Regions from separate parts of the Homo sapiens genome. Here region 2 is linked to region 1. A link is an interaction called in ENCODE POLR2A ChIA-PET data of the cell type or tissue named here. Cell type or tissue: MCF 10A. All regions are shown on one strand. Region 1 overlaps PDE6A (phosphodiesterase 6A). Region 2 has its middle 5.0 kb from the start of PDE6A.

The links. Peaks named below come from ENCODE experiments on the same cell type or tissue, not always from the same donor. Only the 100,000 strongest peaks of a DNase experiment are listed, where the experiment ranks them.
Region 2: POLR2A ChIA-PET joins it to region 1 with 8 read pairs; 8 of 35 experiments call an interaction of 5 or more read pairs at or near these places.

Annotation. Positions count from the first base shown.
Region 1 is chr5:149,893,716-149,898,715 of GRCh38, forward strand. It overlaps PDE6A (phosphodiesterase 6A), which reads right to left. Exons shown (of 22, transcript NM_000440.3): 10 at 4,648-4,791; 11 at 2,996-3,061; 12 at 2,641-2,787; 13 at 1,468-1,575. Among named protein-coding and RNA genes, the nearest start is that of PDE6A, 49 kb to the right of the region's middle. In MCF 10A, no CTCF peak of the experiment used is centred here; DNase peaks (open chromatin) are centred at 2,456 and 3,076.
Region 2 is chr5:149,947,264-149,952,263 of GRCh38, forward strand. No RefSeq gene overlaps it. Among named protein-coding and RNA genes, the nearest start is that of PDE6A, 5.0 kb to the left of the region's middle. In MCF 10A, no CTCF peak of the experiment used is centred here; a DNase peak (open chromatin) is centred at 1,948.

The sequences.
Region 1 (5,000 bases):
TGAGTGGACAGACTTAACTGAACTCTGTTCATGCATCACTAGCTGGCCTCTTTTCCAGTCCCAAGGGCTTATATTGGGTTTGCTTACTCTGTTCTGTCTCCCTGATGGTTCAGAACTTGTTATTTGGCCAGGCTCACTCATGCTCCCAGATAGCTTGCCCCTGAAAGTTCCCATAATAACTCCCACAATCAGAGGCCAAAGCAATCAATAACCAGAATTACTAATGACCTCAAAATAGATGAATATAAGTTAGTGTCTACTGAGGAAAGTTTCCAATGGGGCTCCTGGGGGCTCACTCTTGCTGGTAGAGGGGTACCAGTTATAGGGAATTTAAAGCTGATTATACATTAGAGGGAAATCTTGGATTTTATAGTCAATCAGGCCTCCCAGTGTTCAGACAGGTAGAAGCAACTCTCTAAAAAGTGGATGAGAAGATTCATGGAAACACCTAATGGAACATGATGCAGCTTTAGACCTCCTTTTTGTCCTTGTTGGGGCTTGTGTATGAGGCTGAACAAAACTGAATGTTGCACTTATCTTTTCTCTGATTTTAGTACTACAGGAAGCTTAATTTAAAGGTGGCTGATACTGCTGTTTCTCTAGACACTGCCACAATTTAAGGAAATTTCAGAAAATTTCTCTGGGGAAAAGAACACATGATGTGTTTATGGGAGCAGCTAACAGGTGGTTTGGAGGCATCTCGAATGGTGAATGGCAAACTTTTCTATTTCAAGGTTTTCTAATCTTTATTTATTTATTTTAAGTGGATTTCCACATTACTATGACTTGCATTGCCAGGCTAACTACAGAAATGGATACCTCTTTATAACAGGCCATTTAAAAATGAAATATGTTCCTAATTGTCATTATGCCCCCAAGCAAAGACTATAACCATGACCAATTGAACTGTTGAATTTTTTTTTTTTTTTTTTTTTGAGACAGAGTCTCACTCTGTCACCAGGCTGGAGTGCAGTGGCGCGATCTTGGCTCACTGCAACCTCTGCCTCCCGGGTTCAAGGAATTCTCTGCCTCAGCCTCCCAAGTAGCTGGGATTACAGGTGCCCGCCACCACGCCCAGCTAATTTTTGTATTTTTAGTAGAGATGGGGTTTCACCATCTTGGCCAGGCTGGTCTTGAACTCCTGACCTCGTGATCCACCCGCCTCGGCATCCCAAAGTGTTGGGATTACAGGCGGCCCTGTTGAACTACTTTTATACTTGTGACATGGTTACCCCCAAATAACCTGACTGAGGTTGGGGGTAGCTTGCAGCTTTCTTTCACTTTTTATTTTATATGCATCTCTATTCTTGGAATCCTTTTACACTAAGCCCGTACTGCTTTCACATAACTCTTAAAAGACAATAAATAAAGAAAGAAGAACAACGCTGTTGCTACCATGTAGAGTCTGCATGAGATTGTCTAGTGTGATGCAAGCCCACCCTACCAGCCCCACCGGCCCCGCCATACCACCAGCAGGGAGAACATGGTCTGCCCCACGTTGAAGCCGTGCCGCCAGTTGTGGTAGGTGATCTTGCGGTAGCCCTTACTCAGGGAGTACATGAACCGCACCAGGGCCTGTGAACACATGCACATCAGTGAGGCAGGACACACCTGAAATGGTCTCATGAGGGTTGGAATAACAAAAATATGAAGAAGGCATGGCCCATGGCCCTCTCTTTTGAGGTTTGAGGTACTCTAACCCCATCATTGGACCAGGAGGTGAGAGCTTGTACTAGATGCAATCATGCTGCGAAAGTGCTTTGCAAATACTAAATGCTAAATACTAAGAAGATGTTGTTGTTGTTGTTAGGAAACGAGGTGAGCATGCATCATTCCTCTGACTGAGCTTCATCAGTAATTCCCGAACTGTGCCCTGGAGAGCAACTATCCTTGGAGAAGCTAACAAGGGCTCTACAGGGAAAAAAAAAACAAAAACAAAAGGACTCTTTTATCCAGTGGTTCTCAAACTTGCGTGTGCATGAGACTCACTTGGAGGACTTGTTAAAACAGTTTCTGATTTATCAGAGCTGGGAGTGTGTGTGTGTGTGTGTCTGTGTGTGTGAGAGAGAGAGAGAAAGAGGAGAGAGAGAGAGAGAAAAAGAAGAATGTGAATTTCTGATAAGTTCTTAGGTGGTGTGGATGTGGTCTGGGGTAACACTTTGAGAACCACTGCTTTAATCAAAATCAAACAAGTTCAGGCAATTCTGCATATCATATCCCACTGCCTCCCACACATACCTTCTCTGCCGTCCCCCATGACCCTAGACTCACAGCAAACCTTAGTAAGGAATCCTGCAGGGAATGAGCCCTGTTTAAATGGGTTTAGCCCACATTTTCTGCCCTCATTTAACTATAGGACCCATTTTTTGCAGCATATCTATTCCCAGCCTTCAGGGCTTAGTACCTCAGAACCCACTGCAAGAAACCAACGCACCCAAAACATCACACTTCACAGGACACAGAGGAACAGCGTGTCTCTTTTCTTATAAATGACTCATCTGTGCAACATGACTAATTCTTTAAATCCTAAATACTGAGAGTAAACTCTTTTTAAGGTAGTTTACAGATTGAGTCTTTTTTTTAAAGCAAGCAAGAAAGAAAATTAAAAAGGGAAATCATATATATTTGTTTTGACCTCACCTCTTGTGGAATGTGAAATTTATCCACCACTTTGAGCTCATAATACATCTGTATTCCACATTTTACCAGCTCCAGTTCTGTTAGGGGTAAGTCACTGAAGTGAAATTTATTAATTTCGTATTTATCTGCATCTGGCAGCTCCGCTTGCTGTATAAGGAATAGAGTCAGGTGATTAGGAAACATGAAGTGTTTCTGGGTGCCCACCTCCTGTCCAGCCCTGTCCCCATCCTGGGTCTGCTGGAAGGATCAGAACAGAGTGATGGGGAACATGCTTTGCAAGGAGAAACCCCTGCATGCTCAGGAGCACTTTGCACTTGTTATACATCGGGGCTCGTGCTGCCCCGGTTCAGCTCACCAGGATCTCAGCCAGCTCCTCTTCCTCACACTCCCATGGCTCCTTCCCATACACCTCTCTGGTTTTCTGCCAGGACCCAAAATGGCAGGGGAAAAAAAATAGGTTACAACATGCCTCCGCGTTTCCATTCCCATTTATCTCCTTCCTCCAAAGTCCTTGCAACAGAACCACCAGCTCAAAGAGGATTCCATTTAACATCCATTGATGCACAAGGTCCTGGGCTTTAGAGCCATAGAGACCTGCATTCAAATTCAAGCTCTACCACTTACTAGCCGTGTTATTAATGCTTCTGATCTTCAGTTTCCTCATCTGTAAGTTGAGGATAATAAACATACTTAACTGGTGAATTAAAATTTAATTGTGAAAAGTCATTCTCAAGTAACATATGTAAAATTAAATAATCCATATAAAGCACTTAGCACAGTGCTTGGCGCATAGTAAGCACTAACATAAATTAATGTTGTTGTTGATAGTTTCATTGTTACTATTACTGACTGGGAGTAAGGAGGCCTTGGACATAGTCCTAGTTCTTCCTCTCATTTACTGTGTAACTTGAGGCAAGTTCCTTCTCTCTCTGGGCCTGTGTCCCCATGTGCCAGAGGAGGGGGAACTGGACCCAGTTACTTGCTCCTGATTTCTTGACCCAGAGCAAAATTTGTTAACTTGTAACTGGTTCACCGAGGCTGTGCCCCGATAGGTTGCACATACCCATTCTTTGGCTGAAACTGTGGACTGAGTCAAGCAAACCATGAGGCAATTTATTTAAACGGGATGTTTTCTCTTCTGAATTTAACAGTTATTGGAATGAAATGATCAAATTTGTTGTGGTATCTTCCCAGCTTAAGAAATGCCCTCTAAAAACATTAGCCTGTCTTTATTTTTTCTTTTTTTCTGGTCTCACTCTGTCAGCCAGGCTGAAGCATGGTGTGGCAATCACGGCTCACTGCAGCCTTTGACCTCCATGGGCTCAGGTGATCCTCCCACCTCAGCCTCCCGAGTAGCTGGGACTACAGGCACACGCCACCATGCCTGACTAATTTTTGTGGGGTTTTTTTTGGTAGAGACAGGGTCTCGCTGTGTTGCCCAGGCTGGTCTCAAACTCCTGGGCTCAAGCGATCTGACCACCTTGGCCTCCCAAAGTGCTGAGATTATAGGTGTAAGCCACTGCACCCAACTTAATAGGGTCTTTTAAGTGAGCTGACCCCACAGGAGGGAGGCTCTGAGAAACTGATAATTGTCTACTGGTCTTCCAGATAAAGCTTCCTCTCAGAGTAGGGGCTATGGCTGGTTGACTCTGTCTCCAGTAGCAAGTCATCCCTGAGCACTGTGAAAAATGGAGTTTCTAGAGCTGTCAAGCCAACATCTGACCCCAAGAATGAGGTGTTTCTGCAAGCAATAGCTGTCCCCAGGCCACACAGTGCAGTCGTTATGTACCACTCTCAGGCACTCATCTGCTCATGCACTCATTCATTCATTCATTCATTAAATGTTGAGGGCTGCTGCATCCCTGTGCTAGGCAGGAAGGAACACAACAGTGCACAAACCCATGCCCAGGCTGTGCCCTCATGGAGTTGCAAGTTTTGCCTTAATCTGGCCACATCTCTGAGACGCAGTCTGTATTAGAGTAGAAACAAGTAAAGAACATTACACACCAAGATTTTCTGAATTTCTTCATTGTCACACTTCACATGATATTTTACTATGTCCTGGAAAATATCCTTCCTATTTTCAAGTTTATTCATTGACTCATAGGTGTCAGGATTTAAGACAGACCAGCCCAGAAATTGAGTCAAAGACTGAAAAAGAAAGAAAGGAGGAATCAGAGACAGAACACCTAAGTTTAATCTTGACTCTAAAACTCATAGCAAGAGTCTCTAGGCCTCTGTTTTCTCAGCTATAAAATGGGTTTGATAAGCTGTGTGCTGCCCACCTTGCGGAGTTCTTATAAGGCTAAGATAAAGGAATGGATGTGACCACACTGTACATAAAGCACTAACATACAGAA
Region 2 (5,000 bases), 54 kb after region 1:
CAACTTGAAACTGGCTGGTCAGAAGTTCTGCAGGCCCAAAGGCGAGGCACAGGGGAACAGTCTTGTGGGACTGAGCTCTCAACCTATGGGATCTGAGGCTATCTCCAGGTAGAAAATGTCAGGATTTAATTGAATTAGAAGATCCAAGTGAGTTGGGCTATACCTATACTATTCAAGAGGCTGAGGCGGGAGGATTACTTGAGCCCAGAAGTTGGAGGCCAGCTAGTGGTCTCCTCTCGAATAATAACAGGTCAATCCTGCTTAGCTACCAAGATCAGGAGACATCAGACACATTCAGGGTGGCAGGGCTATGAACTCTATATCATGAAAACCTTTCAAAGGTATTTCCTTTTTTTTTTTTTTTTGACAGGATCTCACTCTGTCAGCCAGGCTAGAATGCAGTGGCGTGATCTCGGTTCACTGCAACCTCCACCTCGGGGACGTAAGCGATCCTCCCACCTCAGCCTCCTGAGTAGCTGGGACTGAAGGTGTGCACTACCATGCTCAGCTAATTTTTGTATTTTTCATAGAGCTAGGGGTCTCACTATGTTGCCCAAGCTGGTCTTGAACTCCTGGACTGAAGTGGTCCACACGCCTCAGCCTCCCAAAGTGCTGGAATTACATGCATGAGCCACTATGCCCAGCCTGTCCCATTCATTTTAATGATTGCAAAGCATTTCACTGTATGGAGGTACCAGAACACCACAGTACTACCGTCCACAGCCAGGTTTCTCAACCTTGACACTATCAGCATTTTGGGTCCAGTAATTCTTTGTTGTGGGAGGCTGTCCTGTACGTTGCAGGATGTTTACTCTAATTTCTACCGCTAGATACCAATAACACCCACCTCAAGTTGTAACAACCAAAAATATCTCCAGAAATTTCCAAATCGCCCCAGTTGAGAACCATTATCCCATAGTTAGATATTTAGGTTGTTTCTAATTTCCTAATATTAGAAACAATGTTGTAATGAACATCCTTATATTTCTTAGTAGAAAATACCTAGAAGTGAAATTCCAGGTCCAAAGAGTGTGCAGCTGTCTAAGGAGTTTGATAAATAATGCCAAATTTTGTCTCCAAGGCTTTACCAGTGTGAATGACAGTGTCTGTCCCTAACCCTTAACCCACCCCTCAACAACATCCTGTTGCCTAGTAAATTAAACACTTTTTCTTAATCCTGGCATTAATAGCTCTCTAGAATTTGTCCCCAACACTTCTTATTTTGTTTTCCACAATTTCTCTACACATATTCCAAGCTTCACCCTAATGTTTTCATTCTTTTTCGGTTTTGCCTCTTCATTCTTGCTGTGCCCTCCACCTGTCCCTTACCACCCTGTCCGAATGTCATTACTTCTGTTGATTCTTCTTTGATGTACCAACTAAACTCTTTTTCTACTCACAACTCCCAAACTATTGGTTTCCTTCCATTCTAAGGGGAGTTTCTACATTTCAGGTTGTGTTATTTCTGCACACCTGTACTTTCATCAAGGACAAACTCCTTGAACTATAGAAGTAAAACTTGGCCCATTTTAAAATGTCTCCTAGAGCCAGGCATGATGGCTCATACCTGTAATTCCAACTACTCAGGAAGCTAAGGCTGGAGGATCACTTGAAGCCAGGAGTTTTAGGCTGCAGTGAGTTATGATCATGCCACTGCATTCCAGCTTGAGCGAATGAGACCCTGTCTTTAAAAAGAGATTTCCCAAAGAGCTCAGCACATGTCCTTTTCCGTAGCATGTCCACCAGAACCACCAAGTTCTGGTGAGAAATAGAAGCAACAGTTTGCCAAAAAATCTACTTTTATCTCATTTTTCAACATGCCAGAATGAGGAAGGCAAGGCTGTTGAAAAACTTCAGTCTAATTGCTAGGTAGGTACAAATAAGTTGGTATTTGGAGTGAGTCACCTAACGCCTAACACTAACTTATGAAATGGACCTGATTTCAGACGTCAGGGAAGAAACTGGTAATCTGAAGCTTCTTTTATTGGCAATAGGGGCTACCAGTAGAGTTTGGGGAGATGTCTTGTGTAATCTAGTTTAGAAAAGTGCATGTACTACTAGAAAGAGGAATACGAGATTTTAGGTCCAGCAATGCCAACGACTCATTTTGTAACTTTGAGAAAGTCCCATCCTCTCTCAAGGCTTTGATTTCCCTATCAACAAAACAAAGGAGTTGAATAATTTATCTTTAATACTCCCAGTTCTGTGACTCCAGGTGGGCTTTGAATGAGGGAGGCCATCGTATTTGCTGTGTTGTACAGCCATCACCACTAATTCCAGAAAATTCCCGTCAACCCCACAAGAAACGTCATACCTATTAGCAATCAGTCCAACCTTACTTCTCCCACTATCCCCTGGTAAGCTCTAATCCAGTTTCTCTCTCTATGGGTTTGCCTATTCTGGACATTCATATAAATGGATTTATACAATATGTAGCTTTTTGTGTGATTTATTTCACTTAGCATAATGTTTTCAAGGTTCATACATGTTGCAGCATGTATCAGTATTTTATTCCTTTTTTTCACCATGCTGTGCTGAAATGTATCATTCCTTTTTGAATGAAAAGTATCATTCCTTTTTATGGCTGAATAATGTTGCATTGCATAGATATACCCTGTTTTGTTTAGCCATTCATCAGTTGATGGACATTTGGGTTGTTTCCACTTTTTGGCTATTATGAACATTCTTGTACAAGTCTTTGTGTGGACATATGTTTTCATGTCTCTTGGGTATATATCCAGAAGCAGAACTGCTGGTTCCACAGGTGATTTTAAGATTGCAAGTTGGGCCAGGCACGGTGGCTCATACCTGTAATCCCAGCACTTTGGGTGGGTGGGGCAGGTGGATCACTTGAGGTCAGGAGTTGGAGCCCAGCCTGGCCAACATGGCGAAACCCGGTCTCTATTAAAATTGCAAAAATTAGCCAGGCAAGATGGCGTGCGCCTATAATCCCAGCTACTCGGGAGGCTGAGATGGGAGAATTGCTTGAACCCTGGAGGCAGAGGCTGCAGTGAGCCGAGATCGAGCCGCTGCACTCCAGCCTGGGCGACAGAGCCAGATGCCATCTCAAAAAAAAAAAAAAAAAAAAAAAAAAAAAAAAAAAAAGACTGCAAATTTGGAGGTAAAGAAGAGGGAATAAAGAAAAGAAACAGGACCAAGTAAGGAATCAAATGGATCAAGGAGAGATGTTTTGCAAGGTCCCTTTTTGGAAAAAATAGCACTCTGAAATTCAGGACCTACTAGAATGTGAACAGGCTGGTCAGCATATGATCGGCCACCACAAATTCTAGTGTGGGGTATAAAGGTCTCCACAGGCCATTCATCACTCTTGCAAATAGCCATGGTGAAGGAACTGGGGGTATTCAATTGTGAGGAAGCTCTGAAAGGCTGTTGGGGGTGAGGGAGGGTGCCAGTTTGTTCAGGAAGGCTCCAGAGAGCAGGACAAGCCAGCAGATGAGATGTACAGGTTGTTTTAAGAAGACAGTACCCAGAGTGCTTAAGAGGTAGAGCTTGAGAGTTAGACCTGGGGCCTGTTATTTGCTAACTGTGTAAATTATTTAATTTCTCCTGGGCCTCACTTTGCTTGTCTGTAAAATTAGAATTATTTGACATGGTTGTTTGGAGATTAAATGAGATAATATAGTAAATATAATGCAAAGCTATGCACCTGGTGAGTATTAGGTTAAACCATATAAAACTGCCAATGATTATTTTTATTCTGCACAAATGACAATTTCATACTGTTCAATTTAATCATAGGTAATCAATCATTACTAGTTATTGCCACTACCAAAGACTAACTGAATTACCTCATAGGTAGTGACCTCCCTGTCATTGAAGGTATGAGAGCAGAGAACATGGCAAAGAGGAATCAAATATCAATATTTATATAAGAAGATGAATCTGGGGCTAGCAAGTCAATAAGGAGGCTGTTGCAATATTCCTGGAGTAATGAGGACCTGGCCCAAGATAGGAGGCAAAAGAATGGAGAGAAATGAGCGGGTTAGAAGCAAGAAGTAGAATGTGGAAGCTACGCTGGCTGACCAGGAGAGGGGGCATGAGAAAGAATGGTGCAAGCTTGTGTGATTTGTGTGTCCTTGAGCCTCTGTAGGACATCCCAGAGGCACTAAGTGTCCCCGTTCTGGACATTTCACTGGAGTTAAATGTCAACTTAGCCTTCATTTCCTAATGGAAGCCTTTCTGCTCCTGGCTTGCCAAACCCTACCTCCTCCGGGAAGCCACAGAAGGGAAGACAGTCTCCCTTGTGAACCAGCCCTTAGAACTGCCAGAACAGCCTTTTCGGTCTCCACCCTCATTCTATACTTACCTTAGCACACTCCCACATCTCATTTGTGCTTACCCTTGATCTAGAGTTGATGTCAATTCCACATTGTCTGGCCGCCTGTTGATTTAGTGATTTTATTTGGCTACATGGGACCCATTGGGTCTGTATCCCTGAAGCTTGGCTAATCTTTGAAGTTCTCTTTGTTTTACCTTAAGGATCTAATCTGGATCTGCAGATGAGCCATGAAAAAGTTCGTCCTTATGTGCATTATAACCTTACGTCCTTTTTTTAAAGCCAGATTATGAAAGGAATCTATACTCAAAAAGAGTTGGGAACTTTGAGCAATCCTGAAAAGTCAGGTAAAATTAGGTCCCAAAAACATGCTGTTTGGCAATAGTCACAGAAAGGCAACAGCTAGGCTGGGCATGATATGGCATGTCTGTAATCCCAGCTACTTAGGAGGCTGAGATGGGAGGATTTCTGGGGCCCAGGAGTTGAGGTTGAGGCCAGCCTTGGCAACACAGCAAGACCTTGTCTAAAAAACAAAAAAAGAAAGGCAACAGGCAGGAAGGTATGCTTAGGCATTGGAATCAGAGAGAGCTGAGTTTAAATCCTTTTCCCACAATTTATAATTTTGACACTAGGCACATTATGTACTCTCTGGTCTTCATGTTCTCATTTGCAAATTGTGGGAAACAATGATACTTATTTTATA